Regions from separate parts of the Mus musculus genome. Here region 2 is linked to region 1. Evidence: chromatin loops called from intact Hi-C (ENCODE). Cell type or tissue: heart. All regions are shown on one strand. Each heading gives the region's core, and the rest is flanking DNA. Links, peaks and the distances in the headings are about the cores only. Region 1 overlaps Rgs7 (regulator of G protein signaling 7). Region 2 overlaps Fh1 (fumarate hydratase 1).

The links. Peaks named below come from ENCODE experiments on the same cell type or tissue, not always from the same donor. Only the 100,000 strongest peaks of a DNase experiment are listed, where the experiment ranks them.
Region 2: it touches region 1 in a loop (3-fold over the local background); 5 of 42 quality-filtered maps call a loop at or near these places.

The regions. Positions count from the first base shown.
Region 1 is chr1:175,114,080-175,125,390 of GRCm38, forward strand. It overlaps Rgs7 (regulator of G protein signaling 7), which reads right to left. Exons shown (of 18, transcript NM_001347195.1): 7 at 8,852-8,916; 8 at 7,816-7,892; 9 at 7,649-7,730. Among named protein-coding and RNA genes, the nearest start is that of Grem2, 200 kb to the left of the region's middle. In heart, for the core only: a CTCF peak has its summit at 5,260 (motif pointing right); no DNase peak of the experiment used is centred there.
Region 2 is chr1:175,598,192-175,609,502 of GRCm38, forward strand. Fh1 (fumarate hydratase 1) reads right to left here. Exons shown (of 10, transcript NM_010209.2): 7 at 9,626-9,829; 8 at 7,864-7,991; 9 at 5,747-5,900; 10 at 3,187-3,375. The coding sequence ends at 3,233. Among named protein-coding and RNA genes, the nearest start is that of Fh1, 22 kb to the right of the region's middle. In heart, for the core only: a CTCF peak has its summit at 5,335 (motif pointing left); no DNase peak of the experiment used is centred there.

The DNA of each region.
Region 1 (11,311 bases), core at 1,987-9,986:
CTCCCTACTTAATGATCTCTAGGTCAGGGAAGAAATAAAGGGGAAAAAAGGACTTTCTAGAGTTCAATGAAAATGAAGGTACAACATACCAAGTTTATGGAACACAATTAAAGCAGTGCTAAGAAGAAAGTCATAGCACTAAGTACCTCTAAGAATTTAGAAAGTTCTCATACCAGCAATTTAAAAGTATACTTGAAAGATCTAGAAAAAGAAGCCAGCACACAAAAAAGGAGAAGATGTCAGAAAATAATCAAATTCAGGGCTGAAATAAATCAGGTAGAAGCAAAGAAATCAATACAAAGAATCAATAAAACCAAGAGAGGTTCTTTGAAAAATTCAACAAGATAGACAAATCCTCAGTCAAACTAACCAAAAGACAGAGAGACAGTATACAAATAAAGAAAATAAAAAATGAAAAGGAAGACATAACAACTGACACTGAGGAAATTCAAGGAATCAGTTAGTCTTACTTGAAAAGCCTTTACTCCACAAAATTGGAAAATCTTAATGAAATGAGCCCTGATCTTCATTTAATGTTGGTAAGTAGTATCTGTGTACAGTATTACACAGATACTACTTACCAACATTAAATGAAGATCAGGCAAACTATGTAAACATCCCTAAAGAAATAGAAGCAGTCATTAAAAGTCTCCCAATACCCCCCCCCCCCCAAAATGCTCAGGGTCAGATGGTTTTAGTGTAGTATTCTATCAGACTTTCAAAGAATAGCTAATACCAACACTCCTCAAACTATTTCACAAAATAGAAACAGAATGAACACTGCCAAACTCATTCTATAAAGCCAGTCACCATGATTCCTAAACTATACAGACTCAACAAGGAAATAGTACTTCAGACTGATTTCTTTTATTAACATTGATCCAAAAATACTCAATAAAATATTTGCATATCAAATCCAAGAACACATAAAAAAATCACTCATCGTGATCAAGACTGCTTTACCCCAAGGATGGTTCAATATACAAAAATATATCAACATAATCCTTCATATAAGCAAACTGAAAGAAAAAAATTTACATGATCATCTCATTAGATTCTGAGAATGCTTCATTTGGTGCAGAAAAAAAAACAAAACAAAACCTTTGACAAAATCCACACCACTTCATGTTAAAAGTATTAGAGAGATCGAGGATACAAGGCACATACCTAAACATAAAAAAGCAATATACAGCAAGCCAATAACCAACATCAAACTAAATGGCAAGAAATTTAAAGCAATTTCACTAAAATTAAAGACAAGGTTGCCCAATCTCCCCCTATATATTCAATGTAGTACTTGAAGTTCTAGCCAAACACAAACAAGAAACAAAGAAGTCAAAATATCAGTATTTGGAAATGATAGGATAGGACATATAAGTGACCCCAAAAATTCGCCAGAGAACTACACAGCTGATAAACTCCTTCTGCAAAGGAGCTGGATACAAAATTAACTCAATTCAATCAGTATCTCCCATTATACAAATGATAAAAGAGCTGAGAAAAAAATTGGGGAATCAACACCTTTTATAATAGCCATGAATGATACTTTGGTGTAACTCTAACCAAACAAGCGAAGAATCTGTATTATAAGAACTTCAACTCCCTGCAGAAAGAAATTTAAGAAGATATCAGAAACTTGAAAGATCTCCCATGATCATGGATAGGTAGGATGAATATAGTGAAAATGTCCATCTTACCAAAAGCAACCTACAGATTCAATGCCATCTCAATCAAAATGCCAGCACATTTTTGTAGACCTTGAAAGAGCAATTCTAATCTTCATATGGAAAAACAAAAAAACCTAGGATGGCCAAAAAACCCTGAGCAATAAAAGAACTTCAGAAGGAATCACCATCCTTGATCTCAATCTACACTACAGATCAATAATGATAAAAACTGCATGGTATTGGTACAGAAGCAGACATGTTGATCAATGGAATCAAACAGAAGACCCAGAAATAAACCTATACAACCATGGACATTTGATTTCTGATAAAGAAGCCAAAACCATACAATGGACAAAAGAAAGCATTTTTAACAAACGCTGCTGAGTGAACTGGATGTCTCCATGTAGAAGAATGCAGATAGATCCATATTTATCATCCTTCTCAAGTCCAAGTGGATCAAGAACTTCAACATTGAACTGGATATGTTAAATCTCATCAAAGAAAAAGTGGCAAATACCCTCGAATGCATTAGTGCAGGAGACAGTTTCCTGAACAGAACACAAGTGGCTCAGGCTCTAAGAGCAACAATTTATAAATGAGACCTCATGAAACTGAAAAGCTTTTGTAAGGCAAATGAAATTGTCAATAAGACAAAATGGCAGCCTACAAGTTGGGAAGGGATCTTCATGAACCCTCCACCTGATAGACAGCTAATATATAAAATTTATAAAGAATTCAAGAAGTTAGACACCAACAACCTAAATTAAAAAATGGGATAAATAGCTAAACAGAGAATTCTCAACAGAGGAAACTCAATGACTGAGAAGCACTTAAAGAAATATTCATAGTCCTTATTCATCAGGTAAAAACTAATCAAAACAACTTTGAGGTTCCATCTTATACCCACCAGAAAGGCTAAGATCAAAAACTCAAGAGGGAGCACATTCTGGTGATGATGTGGCCCAAGGGGAACACTCCATTGTTGATGGGAGTGCAAAGTTGTACAACCATTTTGGAAATCAATTTGGAGGTTTCTCAGAAAACTTGGAATAGTTCAATGTCAAACCCAGGTATACCACTCCTTGCCATATACCCAAACCATGATCCACCATGTTACAAAGACGCTTGCTCAACTATTTTCATAGCAGCTTTACTCATAATAACCAGGAACTGGAAACAACCTGGATGTCCCTCAATTGAAGTATGGATAAAGGAAATGTGCTACATCTATATAATGGAATATTATTCAGCTGTGAAAATCACAAAGACATTATGAGTTTTGCAGGCAAATGGATAGAACTTGAGAATATCTTCCTAAGTGAGGGTACTCAGTCCCAAAAGGACATGCATGGAATGTACCCACTTAGAAGGGGATATTAACCATAAAATACAGGATACTCATGCTATGTTTCCCAGACCAAAGAAAGCTAAACAAGAAGAAAGGCCCAAGTGAGATACTTGAGTCTCACTTAGAAGGAGGACTAAAATCATCATAAGAGGCAGATGGGGGGGGAGGGATCTGGGTGAGAAAGGAGATAGGAAGAGAAATAGGAGGTTCTAGATCAGGTTTTGGGGAGAGACAGAATAGATGGTCAGATGGCCATGAAAATGAATGGAAATCGGCAGCTGACAGGGTGAGGAGGTATTGGGCATTTCCAGGACAAGAAAGAGACCTGATTTAATGGATATGCTCAAGTATCAATGGGGGTGACTATAGCTGTAACTCACAGCATTGGAGATATGGAACTTTAAGAGGCCACCTTTTGTAGCTAGGCAGGAAATCTAGAGGAGTGATAGAGACACCAGACCACCAACAAAATTTTCAGCCCCAAATTTATCCCATCTACAAGAAATTCAGGGATGAGGGATGGAGCAGAGACTGAGGGAATGGCCAACCAATAACCAACCCAACTTGAGACCCATCTCATGAGCAAGTACCCATCCCTGACACTATTAATGATACTTTGTTAAGCTTGCAGACTTGAGTCTAGCATGACTATCCTCTGAGAGGCTCCACCCTTGAACTGACTCAGATCAATGCAGATACACACAACAAAACAGTGGAAGGAGCTTGGGGACGCTTAATAAAGAATAAGAGGAAGTATTGTGGTGCCCCGAAGGAAATAGAAACTCCTCAGGAAGACCAACAGAGTCAATTAACCTGGACCCTTGTGCCTGTCAGAGACTGAACCACCAAGCAAAGACTAAACACCGGCTAGACCTAGGCCTCTCTACACATATGTAGCAGATGTGCAGCTTGGTCTCCATGTGGGTCTGGAACAACTGGAGTGGGGGTAACCCAAAAGCTGTTGTCTGTCCATGGGATATGTTCTTCTAGGTGGGTTGGCTTGTCTGGCCTCAGTGGGAGAGGATGTGCCTAGCCTCTAAGGCTAGGGTGGGGATGGGGAATGTGGGAGAGAATGAGCTGGAGGGTAGGCAGTGAATGGGACGTGAAGTAATTAAGCAAAAACAGCCATCTCCATTGTACCGGATCAGAAGTCTATAAGCAAAGGACCTGGAGGGAAGTTCAGTGGTAGAGTGCTTGCCTAGCACCCATAGTGAACAAAGCTCTGGGTTTGATCCTTAGCACTGAAAAATAATAAATAGTGGATAAATCTTAATCTGAAAATCCATAAACAAACACTTTCTAATATTTGAATGTACCTTACTAATTTACCTTTCTTCAACTAAGACATATATATATTTTTTATTTTCAAGTATTTCTACAGGATCCCTTAGAAATAAATTGTGTTCATATACCAGGGAACACAGTCATAACATAGGAAACTCAACCAATAATACTATTTCTTTCATGGCAGAAAACTAATTTTCTTTTTCTCACAAGTAAGTGGAGAATGATCAGGGTTTGTCACTATCTACACAATCAAAACAGAACCTAACACAGTACTTGCACACAAATGTTGCAGTGTTATTCATGATAGTCAAAATGAAAAAAAAATGTTTCTCAGCTGATGGGTGGATAGATAAAATGTACCACATCCCTGAGGTCTAATACTATTCAATTGTAAAAACAAAAATATTGATTTATGCCACAACATGTATAAACCTAATAAACATAAGTGAAAAAAATTAATTAAAAAAACTTTAACTGCTATTACTTAATCACCTCTCAGGCAGGTGTGGCCAACCCTTAGCAACACACAGATATGGATAGCTATGAGTCTGTCTAAACACTAAATCATACCCAACAACAACAAAATCTGAAATGTACTTAAAGCATTGCATAATTTGTAACCTGATGGCACGGTCCTCAGCTGTAAACTTTGTCGATGACAACATTATGGTATTGGCCTTTCTGAAAATTGGACATAAGCTATGCATAGACCTGCAGCATGGGGGCAGTAAATAATTGAAAAGAGAGTTGATTTAGGTGACCACGTCTCCAAAGCACAAGGACAATCCAAGTCTAATCTTCTTTAGAAAACATGCACCACAGACTGGTCTTTGTGGGGAGGAGGTGGAGCTTCAGAGTAGTGTAAAGAAAGTGGATCAGAGAAGCATAATAAATCATGAGATTATGTTCCATTATGCAGTGAATATTGGAATCAACACCCTCTGCAGGCTCAGGATTTCAATTTGTTTCCAGCAGGTGGTGCTGTTTTGGGAAGTTGTGGAAACCACCAGAGGGGTAGTCCAGCTGGAAGAAGTAGGTGACCAGGAGCAGGTCCTTAACAGAGTATTATTCCTGTTCACTACTTTCTGTGTGTGTTTTCTGGCCCACCACTAAGGGACACATGCTCTTGTCGCCTGTCTTCTTCACCATGATGGAATGAATCCTTTGAGACCATGGCTCCCTCCTCCATTATGGGCTCTATGGAAATGTGAACTTAGTAATGGAAGAACGCTAACTCGGCAAGGCTTCTCCAGCTTCCTGAGGCTGCTTTAAGAAAGCAGAGGAGCTAAAGGGATCTGCAATCCTATAGGTGGTATAACATTATGAACTAACCAGTACCCCGGAGCTCTTGACTCTAGCTGCATATGTATCAAAAGATGGCCTAATTGGCCATCACTGGAAAGAGAGGCCCATTGGACACGCAAACTTTATATGCCCCAGTACAGGGGAACGCCAGGGCCAAAAAGTGGGAGTGGGTGGGTAGGGGAGTGGGAGGGAGGGTATGGGGGACTTTTGGGATAGCATGGAAATGTAAATGAGGAAAATACCTAATAAAAAATATTTAAAAAATAAAAGCAGAGATTCATTAGGGAAATGCAAATCAAAACGATGGCCTAGTTGGCCATCATTGGGAAGAGAGGCCCCTTGGTCTTGCAAACTTTATATGTTGCAGTACAGGGGAATGCCAGGGCCAAGAAGTGGGAGTGGCTGGGTAGGGGAGCAGGGCAGGGGAGGGTATAGGGAACTTTCAGGATAGCATTTGAAATGTAAATAAAGAAAATATGTAATTAAAAAAATTTAAAGAAAAGAAAGCAGAGATTCTGCGTTCTAGCCTCATGATGTTTACACGCATGCTCTCACAATTCCTTCTTCACCACGGATAATAAAACTCCAAATATCTATTCTATTTTGAACAGAAAAGCCAGGTAACACAATTCTTCTCTCTTGAGAATTCAAACGACAACAAATTCAAAGTAAAACTTGACAAGTGCATGGGTGTCTGGTGTCTGATTTGAAATACATACATATGAAAATAGGTCTCTGGATTCTTTCTATTTTGGTTTGGCTCAGAAGATAGTTGAAAGGAAATCTTTAAGGTATCTATAAGTCATTTTCCATGATTTCTTTCTCTTGCTGTGCACCTGTAATTTATTCTAGCAATGCCTATATAAGTACTCTCTACTGGTCTGTCTTTATTAAAAGAAATCAATAAAAGAGAAAGATATCTTTTCAAAATAAAAATGAGGTTAGACATGCAAATACACATAACACACACACACACACACACACACACACACACACACACACACACACACACAAAGAGGTAGTTTCTACAGAGGCCAGAAACCAGAAGAGGGTGTTAGATGCCCAGATGATGGAACTGTAGGTAGCTGTGAGTCACCCAACACAATTAACTGAACCCAAGTCCTGTGGGAAAGAGTAGTATAGGCACATAAGCCCAAAGCCATTTCTGTATTCCCTTGTTTGTTTCTTTAGAGACCAGCATGTTATGTATTCTAGGCAGACCTTGGACTCAGTCCTCCTGCCTAAACCTCCTGAGTTCTAGCATTGCATGCTTGTTGTCCCATGCACAGTAGCTATGTGGGGACTTACAACCATGGTTAAATATCTTCCACAAAGTTTTTTGGCATTAAGAACATTCAGTATTTGTTACATTGAGGCACATAGTTTGACAGAGAGAAGAGCTAAATTCATAGACTCAAAGTGGTATCATTAGAAGTATGAATTGACAGGTGAGGTAGCTCAGAGTGTAAAGGTCTTTACCACTGAGCTTGATATATGAGTTTAATCCCAGGAGTCCACAGAAAGAGAAAGTACTCCCACAACTTGTTCTTTGACTTCTACACATGCCCCATCCCTCATATATAAAAATAAATAAGCAAATGTAAAAAAAAGATAGGAAATATGAACTGATTTAAACGTGATGACACTCTAACTTTCAAAAGACACATTAGGCATTAATAAACTCTAAGAAGAAAATAAAGGCAAGTGATAACATTATAATTCGGTTTCTAGAATGCCAAAAAAGGAGACATAAGCAGAAAAATGATGTTATATTTGGAGTGTTTTTTCCCCTTTAAAGTGTTAATGAATCAGGCAGTGCAAATGTCCAGTGAGAGCTGGCTAGCCACACAGGGAAAGGCATCCTTTTTATAAATAGATATTGCAGTAAGTCTCATCTTCTACAGAGGTGGCAATCTGTGCTTAACATATTCAGCCAGACACCCAGACATACTGTGAAGGGAACAGGGTCTTTTCTAGGGCACTCTTTTTCTTCCAAACCTGAGACGTGAGTTCCTGGAAACACACCTTCAAATGTACTTACCACAGGCCTGTGGACATCCCAGAATGCTCTCTCTTGACTATCGAGGATCTTCCTTTCAATTTTGTCTCTCTTCTTGTCCACTCTGTCAAGATGGTAATGATGAAGAGTTAGAAGGGGTCCACTCTGTACAGAAGGCCACATTTGAACGAAGCTTCACAAGGACTCACTTAGCTTGTGCTTCTGCTTGCATAAAAATGAACTCCCACTTCCGGGCAAATGCTCTCTGCAGCCTGGCCAGGCTCTCCTGAAAAACATAGAACACCTGAGGGCATTCTAATGTTCCTTTTAGAGTTTCTAAAGTTTTACAATACACTCTGAATCTGAATCAACTCTGCTCTCGGAACTCAACTCATCATGAGCCTCATGGGCCCTGGCTAGCCTCTAACTCCTGGCAGCTGGGATGACCTTGAGATTCCCTCCCCACCCCCCATCTCTGCCTTCCCAGTGAGGGCATCATTGATAGCTGCCAACGTGCCCAGTTTATACAGTGCTGGGGATAGAAAACAGAACTTTGTGCATACTAGGCAAGCATCCTACCTAGAAAGCTACAGCCCAAGGCATTGACCAACATCACTTTTGTTATAGGAAACCCAATATAAGCATTGAATACTACTTTGTTTGAGAAAAGTGCTGAAGAAAAATTCACTGGATCTTTCTGTGCCCACGTTTTAGAGAGACAGGAAAGCAATGTCTTCCCACTGCTGATCCAATAAGTTTGTTCAGGTCCTGAAAATAGCTATCAGCCCGTGGTAGCCCAGTATTTTGTACTGCACAATGCTCCAAGTTAGTTATCACAACACAGCAATTGCTTGGACACATTACATTAGACTGCCCGTATCTCGTGGTGGTGATCAATCTGATGGTTCTGCTAAATTGGTCCCCAGTGTCAAAGGTTTTCAATCCTTAATAGTTTGGGCATCATCAATACAGTATTTATCTGAAACTTTTATAGTTAAGTAAGTTTAAAATAAGATAGGCTTTTCCTTATACATTGAGTTTATATGTTTAAAATTCTACTCTTTTTAATGTGTAGAGAGATAGGAGACAGACAAAGAGGGGTTTGCTAAACCACTGGGCTGTCAGATCCAAGGCAGCCTGGTCCTTATGATTCATCAATGCCAAAAGGAAGAGAGTACCCAGACATGGCCAAAGGCCTGATTTCTTCTCATTTTCTACCACTGTGTGAGCATCCGTGGTACTTACGGCTTCATAATCTGCTAGCTCTAGCCTTGCCTTGTTTTGCATTGTTCTCTTGCAGAGGTAAACAGCTGAAAGGAAAAATACCATCATTTCTTAGCTGCTCATTAACACTGAAACACTAAATATAGAAATTGCACTAAGTGTCGAGATACTTGTCACTGACTCTCAAGTTTAATCTTCTGTTGTCATCCTTTTTAGACAAAAATAAATAGTGATGAAAGCACAAGGTTCAACATCCAAATACTGGCATTATAAAGTCACAAATAGCTAGAATGCTAAGAGATGGTAATCATTTATTGGCTGCCATACTTTTTTATTAACAAATAACAATGAAAAGTAAAAATTTTAAAGAGATTAAATCAGTGTAAAATCTAGATAGATAAAAATCATTTTGTAAAGTGCAATTTCGTGAAAGTGTATCCAACTTGACCATTTTGAATTCTTTCTAGGTTGTATTGTCAACTGCAAGGATGTATCATGTACATTCAAGAGATCTTAGCATCTTTCTTGCTTAATTTCACAGGAGTCACTCATTGGTCAGTTGCTCTGAGATTCAATGCAATCCTCATCAAAATTCCAACTCAATTCTTCACAGAGTTAGAAGGGGCAATTGGCAAATTCATGTAGAATTAAAAAAAATCCTAGGATAGCAAAACTATTCTCAACAATAAAAGAACCTCTCTCGTGGAATCACATTCCTGACCTCAGGCTGTACTACAGAGCAATTGTGATAAAATGTGCCAGGTACTGGTACAATGACAGACAGGTAGATCAATGGAACAGAATTGAAGACCCAGAAATGAACCCACACACCTATGGTCACTTGATCTTTGACAAAGGAGCTAAAACCATCCAGTGGAAAGAAGTCAGCATCTTCAAAAAATGGTGCTGGCTCAACTGGCGGTCAGCATGTAGAAGAATGCGAATCGATCCATACTTATCTCCTTGTAAAAAGCTCAAGTCTAAGTGGATCCAAGAACTCCACATAAAACCAGAGACACTGAAACTTATAGAGGAGAAAGTGGGGAAGAGCCTCAAAGATATGGGCACAGGGGAAAGATTCCTGAACAGAACAGCAATGGCTTGTGCTGTAAGATCAAGAATCAACAAATGGGACCTCATAAAATTGTAAAACTTCTGAAAGGCAAAGGACACTGTCAATAAGAACAAAAGGCAACCAACAGATTGGGAAAAGATCTTTACCTATCCTAAATCCAATAGGAGGCTAATATCTAATATATATAAAGAACTCAAGCAGTTGGACTCCAGAAAACTAAATATCCCTATTTAAAAAAAATGGGTTTCAGAGCTAAACAAAAAATTCTCAAGTGAGGGATACCAAATGGCTGAGAAGCACCTAAAAAATGTTCAACATCCTTAATCATCAGGGAAATGCAAATCAAAACAACTCTGAGATTCCACCTCACACCAGTCGGAATGACTATGATCAAAACTCAGGTGACAGCAGATGCTGGCTAGGATGTGGAGAAAGAGGACCACTCCTCCATTGCTGGTGGGACTGCAAGCTGGTACAACCACTCTGGAAATCAGTTTGACGGTTCCTCAGAAAATTGGACATAGTTCTACCGGACGATCCAGCAATACCACTCCTGGGCATATATCCAGAAGATGTTCCACTATGAACAGAGTCACTTACATACAGTGTGCTTCCCATCTCTGCCACTTTCCTTGGTCTGCTTGGCCAGCATCCAAGTTGGCCATGGAAGCAAAGTTATAGAACTGTGAGAGGAGTAGCAGAGCCTGGAGTGGCAAGAGTGCAAATCTTCTCATGTTTAAAATTATCCTGATGGATCTCAGGAATATAGTAAGACAACAAGGTCTGTAGATAGAGTTCTAATTCCCAGAGCATCTTCTGACTTAACTTTTCATTAAGTGTGCAACCTGGATTCCACAAAGCCCAAGACTAATTAATTATATGGGTCTGCATGTTGAATGAGATCACAGGGTGAGGCTCATTGAATATTCCTTTTCATAAGGCTACCCCTGTGGAGATTCCTTATAAATATGGTCTTTGCATTGAGCTATATTTGCCTTCATTTGAGATAAGGAAACACAGCAGCTGCTATTGATCACTATTGCCTGACTAGCTATGAGTAGTGGAGGCAAGAATGTGGAGTTCATATGAACTAGAAATACAAAAGCTAAAATTGCACATGGAAAAAGTATAACATAACTCAAGTATGCAGGTGCGTGTGTGTGTGTGTGTGTGTGTGTGTGTGTGTGTGTGTGTGTGTGTGTGTGTGTGTATGTGTGTTTTACCGGGGATTGAAACACAGGCTTTATATGTGCCAGGGAAGTGTTCTTCCACTGAACTATATCCCAGACTCCAAAAGGCAATATATTTTTCTGAAGTAAATTCCTTGAAAATTATGCGAGACATTCTTAATGATGTCGTGGCAGAAGACCAACAAGCAGTTGACAGGAGGCTATGCCATTCAAGTG
Region 2 (11,311 bases), core at 2,072-10,071, 480 kb after region 1:
CAGCAAGATATGGATGAAGAAAAAAACTACCAACAAACCGCAAACAACAAACAAAAACTATATAAAGAAAACTGGAAAGGAAGAGCAAGCCCTGGCCTTTCAGGTTTGCCCCCAGGTATGAAGTGATTGTCTATGTCTCTATCTTAAGCTTGACATTTTTGTACAAGGCTTTGGCAGTTTGTGGTGTTGTTGATGTTGGTTCTGTTTGCTTGTTGTTTTTTGTTTTTCAAGACTCAGTCACACCATTCAGTCCTGGCAGGCTTTGACCTCAGGGAGATCCTGCTTCCCATTGCCTCAGGGGGCTGATTAAAGGCTCAGGCCACCACACCCCTTCTTCACCAGGAATAGGATCGCTCCTATTAGCACCATGGAGACAGGGAAGGAACAGAGGAAACCTGGGCCTGAATGGTCTCGGAGCTGGCAAATGCTTTTGGATGGAGCTTTTGGGGCTGATGTTATTGGATGAGGCCTCCTGTGCATCATGTTTAGCAATCTCTCTGGCTTCAACCAATTAGATTCCTTTCACAGATGTGACATTCATGTCTCTGGACTTTGCTAGAGGTCCACATAGCCCATATTTCCCAGTGGAAGCATGAAGTTAACCTTCAATGCAAGCGTCCAACAGAGAATTCTAAAAGCCTTTCCAAGATGCTTCCCTGTACTATTCTATTTTCTTCAGTAACATCAGAGATGTTTGTCAATCCAAAGGATTCCTTGGCCTATAAGGTACTGGGCTGAGTCAGTCATACAAAAGCTGTTTGAGCAGCTAGGAGCCGGATGCTATCTTTACTACCTAATTCATTATATCTCTAGACAAGCCCTCAAAAGACAGCCTGTCAAGGTGGACATTAACATCTAAATGAATGCAGGTCACAACAAAGCAGCAATTCTTACAACTACCAGTTATTTGCAAGTTTGGTTGTACAAAATCTGATTTTTATTAATTTCAATAAAAACCTTTCTTTAAAAAAGGAATGAAGAGAAACCATGCTCTATCCTAAAGCAAGCTGTAGCATTGTAGTGTCACCATCCACCACTAGCAAATATAGCACTATAGGTGAGAAGGTATCTCAGTGGTAGAGCCTGGCTAGCACACTTGAGGCCCCAGGGTGAATCCCCAGCACTGAGAAATACAAAACTCTTTATAATAAAAAGGCCTACGGTTGGAGACATAGTTTGGTCATAAAGAACACTGGCTGCTCTAGTAGGGTACCTGGGTTTAATTCCCAGCACCATGTGGTGACTCAGCCATCTTTAACTCCAGTTCCAGGAAATCCAATGCTCTCTTCTGGCCTCCAGGGCACTAAGCATGAACATGGTGCACAATATACATGCAAGGAAAACACCCGGATATATAAAAATAAAGAAAAACTGTAATGTCCACTAAAGTTTAACAAATTAGAATTCAGCCAACTGTGGTTAAGTCCTGCAATCCTAGCTACTCAGAAGAAATGAGGCTGCAAGATCAACACCAGGCCACACAGCAAATTCAAGAAAACTGGGCAACCACCCCCCCCCCCAGGCCTTGTCCCAAAAAAGTAAAGAGACTGGTGACAGAACTCAATGACAGTATCTATCTAGTACTACCTGGTTTCCACCTCCAGTACAAGAGAAAGGGAGAGAGAGAGGAAAAGCCTGAATGATCTCCCAACACATCTTTAAGACTAGTTTTAATTACTCTTGTCTTCTATATAAGCAATGACTGAATTGCTACGGAAGAGTTAATGGTATACTTTTCCAACAAGTACTGAGGAATTCTTGGCCCAGGCATATCATTCTTTGTAACTGTAGTATAGCAGGTATTTAATTGATCTTATTTCCTGACACCAACACACACATACCATACACATACAAACACACACACACACACACACACACACACACACACACACACACATATATATATATATATATATATATAGCATCCTTGCTCAAAAGGCCTTGGCATCTCATGTGCCCTAAGAACACAGGAAAATTGAAGCTAGTCAGAGACATGATTTATGAGTCAATAAGAAGAACTTTAGTATCAGTGAAAGTTGTGACATACTACCAACCACAAACTAAGTCTTTAAAAACTGATGGCTCTTTTAAAAAGCTTTTGAGGTGATAAACCCATATGCACATATATCTGAGGTTTGACTATATAAGTTATTTAGCATAAGATAAAAATTAGTCTATTGCCTTTTCTTTTATAAAATAAACTTTATTTTGCACTGATTTAGTTTACTGTAATCCTGGAGCTTCATGCAAATGACTAATTTGCTGCTTAAAGATTCTCAAGTATACATAGTATCCTCTTTAATGTTCTCATTTTCATTTAAAAACAGTCTTAAGGGAGGTGCCCAAGAATCAGTGGAGGTGATCTTAGCTGTGATTCACACCATTGGGGATATGGAACCTGAAGAAGCCACCTCCTGTATCCAGAGAGGAACCCCAGTGGAGCGATAAGAGACACCAACCCACCCACAAAACTTTCAACCCAAAATTTAACCTGTCTATAGGAAATGCAGGCACGCAGGAGGGAACAGAGAGTGAGGGAATGGCTAACCAGTAACCAGCCCAACTTGAGATCGATCCCATGGGCTAGCACCAATCCTTAACACTATTAATGCTACTCTGTTATGGTAACAGATAGGAACATGTGAGGCTCCACCCAGCAGCTAACTCAGACAGAGACACCCATAGCCAAACAGTGGACAGAGCTTGGGAACTCTTATGGAAGAAAAGGAGGAAAGATTGTAAGCCTCAAAGGGGATAGGAACTCCACAGGAAGACCAACAGAGTCAACTAACCTGGACTCTTGGGACTCTCAGAATCCAAACCAACAAAAGAACATACACAGGCTGGACCTAGGCTTCCCACACATACATAGCAGAACATGCAGCCTGGTTTTCATGTAGGTTCTGAACAACTAGAGCGGGGGCTATCCCAAAAGCTGTTGCCTGTGTGTGGGATATGTTCTTCTAGCTGGGCCTTCTTGTCTGGCCTTCGTGGGAGAGGAAGTGCCTAGCCTCGCAGACTTGAAGTGTCAGGGTGGGGAGGATACCAGGGGGGACCCCACCAGCAAAGAGAAGAAGGGGAGATGGGGGTGGGGGGATGATTGTGGAAATAAGTGACAGGGAGGGAGACAGTGAGTGGGATATAAAGTGAATAAGTTAAAAAATTAAATTAAATTTTAAAAAGGTCTTGTTTGTAAATTTCTTAAGTTTATTTTAATATAAATTTATTGAAGTCACTTTGGACCCAGCATATCCTTGGGTTTCACCCACTCATCAAACTGCTCTGCTGTGAGATAGCCAAGTTCAATAGCCGTTTCCTTTAAGGTTGATCCGTTCTTGTGTGCGGTCTTGGCAATCTTTGCTGCTTTGTCATACCCTGAAGGGAAGACACACAACACAAACATCAGTAGTGAAATTTTTCTAAAATAAAAAGCAACTGATACTGATGTTACAGGCCTCTTACATAACATAATCTATTTTAAAACTATAAAGTGACCATGCCAATAACTATCATGTCTTCTATAGAATACAACCTTGATTTGCTTGAGAAACAGACTTAAGCATACCTCATTTTATCCAAGATTTGTTGAAATGGACCAATAATTAAAAGAAACATTTAAAAAGAAGAAAGAGAGAGAGAGAAAGAGAGAGAGAAGAGAAGAGAAGAGAAGAGAAGAGAAGAGGCACCACAGCATAAAATCCACACTTGGCTGTGCTGTCCATTAATTATCTTTCTAAGGCAGCACTAAAACGTTCATTGCGGCAGGTTGTAGGAACAGACAGCTATGTAACCGGCGGTAACCAGTTCCCATGGTTCCCATAGCCCTGCTCTGCTCGGTGCTCCAGCACACCGGCTGCCATTCCCTGGCTTCTGCTTAGGGTTTAGGCATTACAAGGATAAGGAGGGGAGAGTTTTAGCCAACATATCTATTGGCACCAAGGAAGCCAGGCAACCCAGGCAGGACGATGCACTGTAACCCTAGCATCCAGGGGATGACAGTGAGTCTCAACCTGGGCTACACAGCAAGCCCTGCCTCAAAAAGCAAAACATCAGAGACCCTGGTTCACTTCAACAGTCATCTGCTTTTACACGACGGCTGGCACCGAGAAATTCTCAAGGTCGCTCTGACATTGAAAACTGACAGAAGGCAAAGGCAAGGACGATGACGTCAGTGACAGAGGCAAAGTAAACTTAAAAGTCAGAGGACTATGACCAAGGGGGCGGGGCCTGCTGAGGCAATGTGGTAACCAGGTGGTGCAGTGTGGTTGGAACACGTCTGGCTGCAACCACAACCAAACTGCCTGCTTCACTTTAGTCTTAGCTGAACCTATGCACGTTCACTGTGCTGGCACAGGCATGGAGTAACCGAGTCACTTGCAGAAAGAATGGTCACGTTAAACTCTTGGGTCAAACTGTCTTCTGTGCTTTTTGTGTGAATGAGGACTACAACGTAGGCGTCCCTGCCCACCACACAAACCAGTACTCAGTACGACCCTCGTGTATCACAGAGCCACTAAGAGCCCAGACCAGGCCTCACTCAGCCAGCGCGGTGGTTCTTGCCGAGATCATAAAGCACTTTTGCCAGGGACGTGGTCTTTGGGTGTCTCTGTCCTAGAGTCTAAGATGCTTCCCAGGCATCTGCTTGAACAGGGCGTCTAACCTACAAGTGTTGGCAACACAGGAAGGTCAGGTGAAGCACTTCTCTCACAAGCCTCTAGGGTTGCTTTGGACCTTCGGACTTAAATGCTGGTGTGTAACAATTTTAAATGAGTCAAATCGTTTCACCAACTCTATAAAACTAAAATAGATAGGTAGGTAGGTAGGTAGGTAGGTAGGTAGGTAGGTAGATAGATAGATAGATAGATAGATAGATAGATAGATAGATAGATAAAACCATGAATAATATCAGCCCCCCTAAGGTCAGGATTATTGAACATTCTAAAGTGTTAACTGCATCATGATACAAGATTGTATCATTACTCATTCTAAAGCAGCCCAATGCCATCTACACAGCGATGGCCTGCACAGCAGCAGACCACAGCAATGGCCTACAGCCCGTGGAAGCCAGAGCAGATGTCTTAATGGGATGGACAGTGGTGGTGGTCAGCTGCAATCTAAGTCTGCATAAAACACTTAAAATCAGGAAAAGACTAGGAACACAAAAGATAGTTTCAGAAAAACCATTTAGTTTTCTTACCTTTCCCTATAAACACCAATATATATCTTTCCCTTTTAATTTGTAACATTCTATATTTGAATTGAATAAAACAAAATCAAAATATTACATGGCATCTAGGAAGGAAGAAACAAATGAATCCATTTGCTATCATCGGTGATCAGGCAGTGCCACCTAGTGACGTTACCAACGAGGGAGGGTCTTACAGGTCACCCTCTCCAGCTGTTGGCATAAACACCAGCATCCGAGGTCCTGACTATGAAATCAGGGCTGCTGAGATGCTTTGTGTGCCCGGCTGCTCTCCAACACGACTGCTGCTGAGTTCCAGCTCACAGACCCACATGGTGGAAGGAGAGAACTGATCCATCCCTGTAAGCTCAGCTCTGACCTCCACATGCACCTCATGGGAAGACAGACAGACATAGATATCCAATACAGACACACAGATACACATAGACAGACAGACAGACACACACACACACACAGAGATTTTTTCAAAAACTTTAAAGGTTTCTTTTTTTTAAGCTTTTCAGTAACTGTTTTCAAAATGGCATTACCCTCCAAACTTACCTATATGTGGATTAAGAGCTGTGACCAACATTAAAGACTCATTCATTAGCTTGTTGATCCGCTCTGTGTTGGCCTGGATCCCGACCACACAGTTGTCTGTGAAGGACACTGAAGCATCTCCCAGTAGCCTGGCTGAGTGCAGCACATTCTTAATCTATGGGAGAGGCACGGGAAGGAGGAAAGAGAATCGTTTCTGAGCCTCGGGTCACTTTGCTTTGCTTTTGTCCAATGACATGCATTATTTGCTGTTCCATACTGGACATGTAATTCCATAACCGTACACCACTCCTACCAATCCTGCAGTATAATACCCAGAAAACAAGTGAGAAAGGGAGACTCTGAGGACACAAAGTTACAAATCTAAAAATGATTAAAGAAAAAAAAAAAAAAAGATGTGTGTGCAATTAACACAAGACAGCCCTTGGTGGATAAGTATCTCAAGACAGCCCTTGGTGAGTGACTAATATAAAACAGCCCATGGAGAACATGCTAAACGGGCAAGATTTGTTGTATCCACAATCCAGTCATCCTGCTTGTCACAGAAGCCGATAGCCAGAAGTGGATGAAGACTCCTCTATGCAAGAGAAAGCAGAGCAGAAGCTCGGAGTCCTGAGATGCGCGCTAACTTTTGGATTCTCTGGTTTTGTGGTTAACAGAACAGTCCAGTTCATTTTAAAATAACATCACATGATGTTTAAGGTCATAGAAAGCCAACTGGTACATTTAATACCTGTTTCTTTTAAGCAACACTTCCCATGTATACCTCTGTCTAAAACTCAAAAAGGTCTGGAAGAAAATAATACTTCCACCAATAGACTCTAACAGAAACTAGACGTTACAGCTTAATTTGAAATGACTCAATTGTAAATCAAATTTCATCTTGATTTTCTAATTAAAGCCAACCTTTTTTTCCTCAGTTGAGTCTACTCCCCACCCCAATGTCCATCCTTCTCTCAGGCTCTGAAGCAGTGGTTTTACTTTAAGCCATGAACGACTGTTTCCACCAAACCTTTTCTTTTCCTTCTTCATATTTATAAAGAAGGGGTAAGGTGGCATTACTTTTAAAACATAAGAAAGGATTAAAATATAGCAGAAGCAGTTGTTCTGCATCTGGACATGTCAGGCACCTGGCCTGGATGCAAAAGGATACAGATCTAAAGCTCACTCCAGCCTGTCTTTCATTGACCAATCCTAGCAGGGTATACATGCCATGAATGCAAAAACCAAAAACTTCACATTTATTGCTTTATTGTGAGCACCTAAAATTGTGTGAGCCACAGTGAAACTTAAAAAAATACACTCACAGTTATTTGGGTATTCTAATCAATTAGACTTTATACGACAAACCAGTAAGAAATAAGCCTCTAGTGTATTTCAGATAGAGCACTGTACGAATGAAGGACTTAATAGTGACACAGCTTGGCTACCTGAAGCTCAGGAACCTGCATAGAAGATGACACCATTTTGCTCCATATTTGGAATGATGAAGGAAAAAGGAGAAGTTTGGAGGACAGTTTCCAAGCCATATGCAAAAGGCAAAAAATAAATTTAAAAAAGCTTTGCTGCGGACAGGGAAAGCACTAAAGAAACAGAGAAAGGGTCAACATGGTACCCTAAGAGAATGGATGAGAAAGAAAGATGATGATGAGACAGAAGAAGGAGGAAATGATGATGGAGATGACAGAGCTCAGAGCAAGTATGTGAAGGGGCTGAGGCTGGACCAGTTATCAAACCGTAAGAGAAAGTGACAATGGGTCAGGCTTTCGCAACCAAATCTGAAGAAAGATGGCACAAAGCAACAGCCTGAGCAGGAGACAGGGCTTTAAGGAAGGTGCTAGACAGACTTGAACTGATTCTAGCTGCTGGCATCAATGGCAGCAGAAGACAAAGAAACCCCTGTCTTACTTCCACACATCTTCATTCCACCTAAAAAGCAGACTACCAAATCCCTTGAGCTGAGTAGACTAACTCCCGATATGCCAGGTTATTCCAGTAGGACTAAGATTACCTACTACACAGCTAGCTTCCGTGGAAGCTCCAGAAACCTTCAAGGAAGACAAGAGCACTGGCTATTGGTCTTCAATCAAAAACTGCTAAAAATTAAATTGAAGGCTTACCATCATTGGTTTAAACACATTCAGTTCAAAATGTCCATTGCTGCCTCCAACGGTAACAGCAACGTGATTCCCCATGACTTGGGCTGCAACCATGGTCATCGCTTCACACTGAGTAGGGTTCACCTTTCCTTTGAGAAAACCAGTGTAGAATCTCATCAAATATAATCATGGTTTCCTATATGACTTAAGACTGTTTTTATATTAGTCAAAGAATGAAATCTAATGTTTTTAAATAAAGGCATAAAATAAGGCAAAGTTGAGGCACAGGCTGCAATTTTAGTCACTTAAGAGGTGGAGGCATAAATATTCCATGTTCAAGGACTACCTGAGCTTCTGAGTCAAGGCCAGCCTAGGCAACTTAGTGAGATCTTGACTTGAAAAGTATAAAGAATTCTAGGAATACAACTTAAAGACAGAAATACTTGTCAAACATGAGGGAGGCCCTGGGTTCAATCCCCAATATCACAGACAAAAAAAAATATCAAAGAAAGGGGGACGCATAGGCACACAGATTCACTTAAGGAAAACTAATACAGGTTCCCATTGTTATGGTTTTCATTCTTGTGTATGCATTTAGGCAACCAGGCTCAAAATACATAATTAGAAAGACAAGACTCTACCCTTCAAGAGGGTGGCAGCCAAGAAAAAAGATGACAACTCCAATAAATAAGGTCTACACAGAGAAGGCCGTGCTGCTATGGGGAGATTCTACGCTGGAACGCTATTTACCGCCCACGTACCCAAGGCTCCAGCGCAGCAGAGCTCCTTAAGAAGCGCCACACACACACTGTCTCTGTAGAGAATGCACTGGACAACTGGCCCTTTGTCTGTGATGTTCTTCCATTTGTCTTTTCTTTTGGAAACATGGTTTTGCTTAGTTACCTAGTTAGGCCTGAAATATTTATATTACCCAGGTTGGCCTTGAATTTATAATCTTCTAGCCTCAGTCACCAAAGTGCCAGGGTTAACCATGTACATACCATACTTGGTTCCATTTCTTTTTAACAATTATTGAATTTGCAATCAACTAGACTATATGTCTAGTTGATTATATATCAATACAAAGTATTGCAAATCGAGATCTTTCAGTCTATGCACATATATAACATATATAGTTTAAAATCTAGCATATACAATCTATATAAAAATTTATACAATAAATTATTACTTTGTCAGTTTTAGTATAGGTCAACTGGCCTCCAAAGGAGCCTTTGTGAATCTTGACTCTGTTCTGCAACATGTGCCACCTCAACTTTTGCTCTCTGCTGACTGATAAGCAAGTGTTCTTCGTCTACCCTAAGCCACCAGTAAAATGCTGAGTGAGTAGAACCCAATATCAAGATATTTCTCCAACTAAAGTCAACTCATTAGCCACTCCCTAACGTCTGTTCATCCAGCTCCATTCACCGGCCAGGCTCTAGTGTTTGCCACTCTGACTTAACAGGACAGAGCCGGAGGCAAAGCATGACACACAGACTTCAGCAGGGTTTATATTCCTGCAGCCCAGGCTGACTGCTGCACTCTGCGGGGCTCTCGGCTTAGGCTGAAGGATACAACCACACAGAAGCTCCAATATGGAACTCCACCAGGCTGCTAACTCCACTCATGTCCTGACCTGGTGATACTCCTAAAAGTTCTAGAAGAACTGTAAAGCAGTGTTCCCCATACATCCCCACTGCTTCAAGGATGGCAGTGAGTGAAGAGACATGTCCTGTGATTGCAAAGCCCTGCTCCCGCATTTATCAGCTATGTGCATACGGACCTGGCATGATGCTGCTCCCTGGCTCGTTTTCAGGCAAGATCAGCTCTCCCAAACCTGACCGAGGACCAGAACCCAGGAAGCGAATATCATTCGCTATCTTCATTAGACTGCAGGCGGCAGTGTTCATGGCTCCACTAAGCTCAACCAGAGCATCATGAGCAGCCAGAGCTTCAAACTTATTCGGGGCAGTGACAAAAGGCAAACCTGCAGGAGGAAGGAGCGCCGAGGGTAAACAGGGAGAGTAAACACGCCTGCCAATGTTAAGCAAGTTAAACAAAGCCCAGAGCACACAAAGCAAACTAGAACAGAGAGGTGGGTGCGCAATTCAGTGACGCTGCTTGCTTAGTGTGTGCAACGTTCTGGCTGAGTTTGATTCCCAGTACTATAAATCAATAAATCTACATATCCAAATCTATAAATCAATAAAAAATAAATGCAACTTTCCACTTGAGGAAAACGCTTGAGAGTCGAGCTATGTTAATACTCAAATAAGACCTCCCCAAAGGCCTCCTTCCTAACAGAGCTCTGTAAGAAGTACATGCCTACAAAGCCTGACTGCTCTTGAGCAAGCATGAGAACTGTGAAATCCAGTCTGCCTCTGTCTACACTCTGATCTTCTGTCTACTCTTCTGATCTACTCTTGAGGACACAAGTCCACCCATCCCCCAAGCAAAGATTCTGAGATCCGGGTACTCCAAATCCTAATACAGTTCCTGACTATTAAAATGTGAGCCGGGCAGTGGTGGCGCACGCCTTTAATCTTAGCACTCGGGAGGCAGAGACAGGCGGATTTCTGAGTTTGAGGCCAGCCTGGTCTACAAAGTGAGTTCCAGGACAGCCAGGGCTACACAGAGAAACCCTGTCTCAAAAAAACAAAAAACAAAAGGAAGAAAAAAGAAAAACCCTCAGCTAATGAATAAGTGTGAGCCACAGAAACCCATCTGTATCATCCTGACCCCAAGGCCCAAAGGCATCTCAGAAGAGAAGGCAGGAGGAATGGCTGGCTAGAAGCTGGCAGGAGAGCTATGAAGTGCTGTCCTCTGGACAGAACCAGCTACTGCGTGGGAAGAACACTCCCTGTACTGCCTGAGAAACTATCCGCAGCTGGAGGAAGGAGAATCGCTTTTCTTTGAGTGGATTGCTCATATCCCAGTGATGATCCCACACCAATGCATAGCCATATATGGGCAGCACAAATTAAACTTGGGGATACATACTGTGGGGGTGAACTTGAAGTTGGGAGGGAGACATTTTTGGGGATTAGATGAGGGCTGAAAACCCAATACATTGTATACATATATATACAAATTTTAAAAACTGAATATACTTGTGATATGTATTATATACTTATTACTACCCTAACCTTATGGTAGCATCAGCATCTTAATCAGTTTTCTGGACATGACAAGCTGGTTCTAATAACAATAACAATACTGTACTAGCGGGGGGGGGGATAGTATTTAAAGATATTACAGCAAAGAAATATGACACGCAAAAACCAAGCTATCAGTGCACTTATCATGTGATAAGTTTCTCAACAGTCAACTGTTTCTGCTTTCTTTGAAAAATACTTAACACAGCTTTGAAGGGAAAGGACTAAATGCTAGCAGACAACAAACAAAACATGTAAACGCATGAACATGAACTCTTATATGGAAGCCTTAAAAGTAAGATAAACTTTATTAA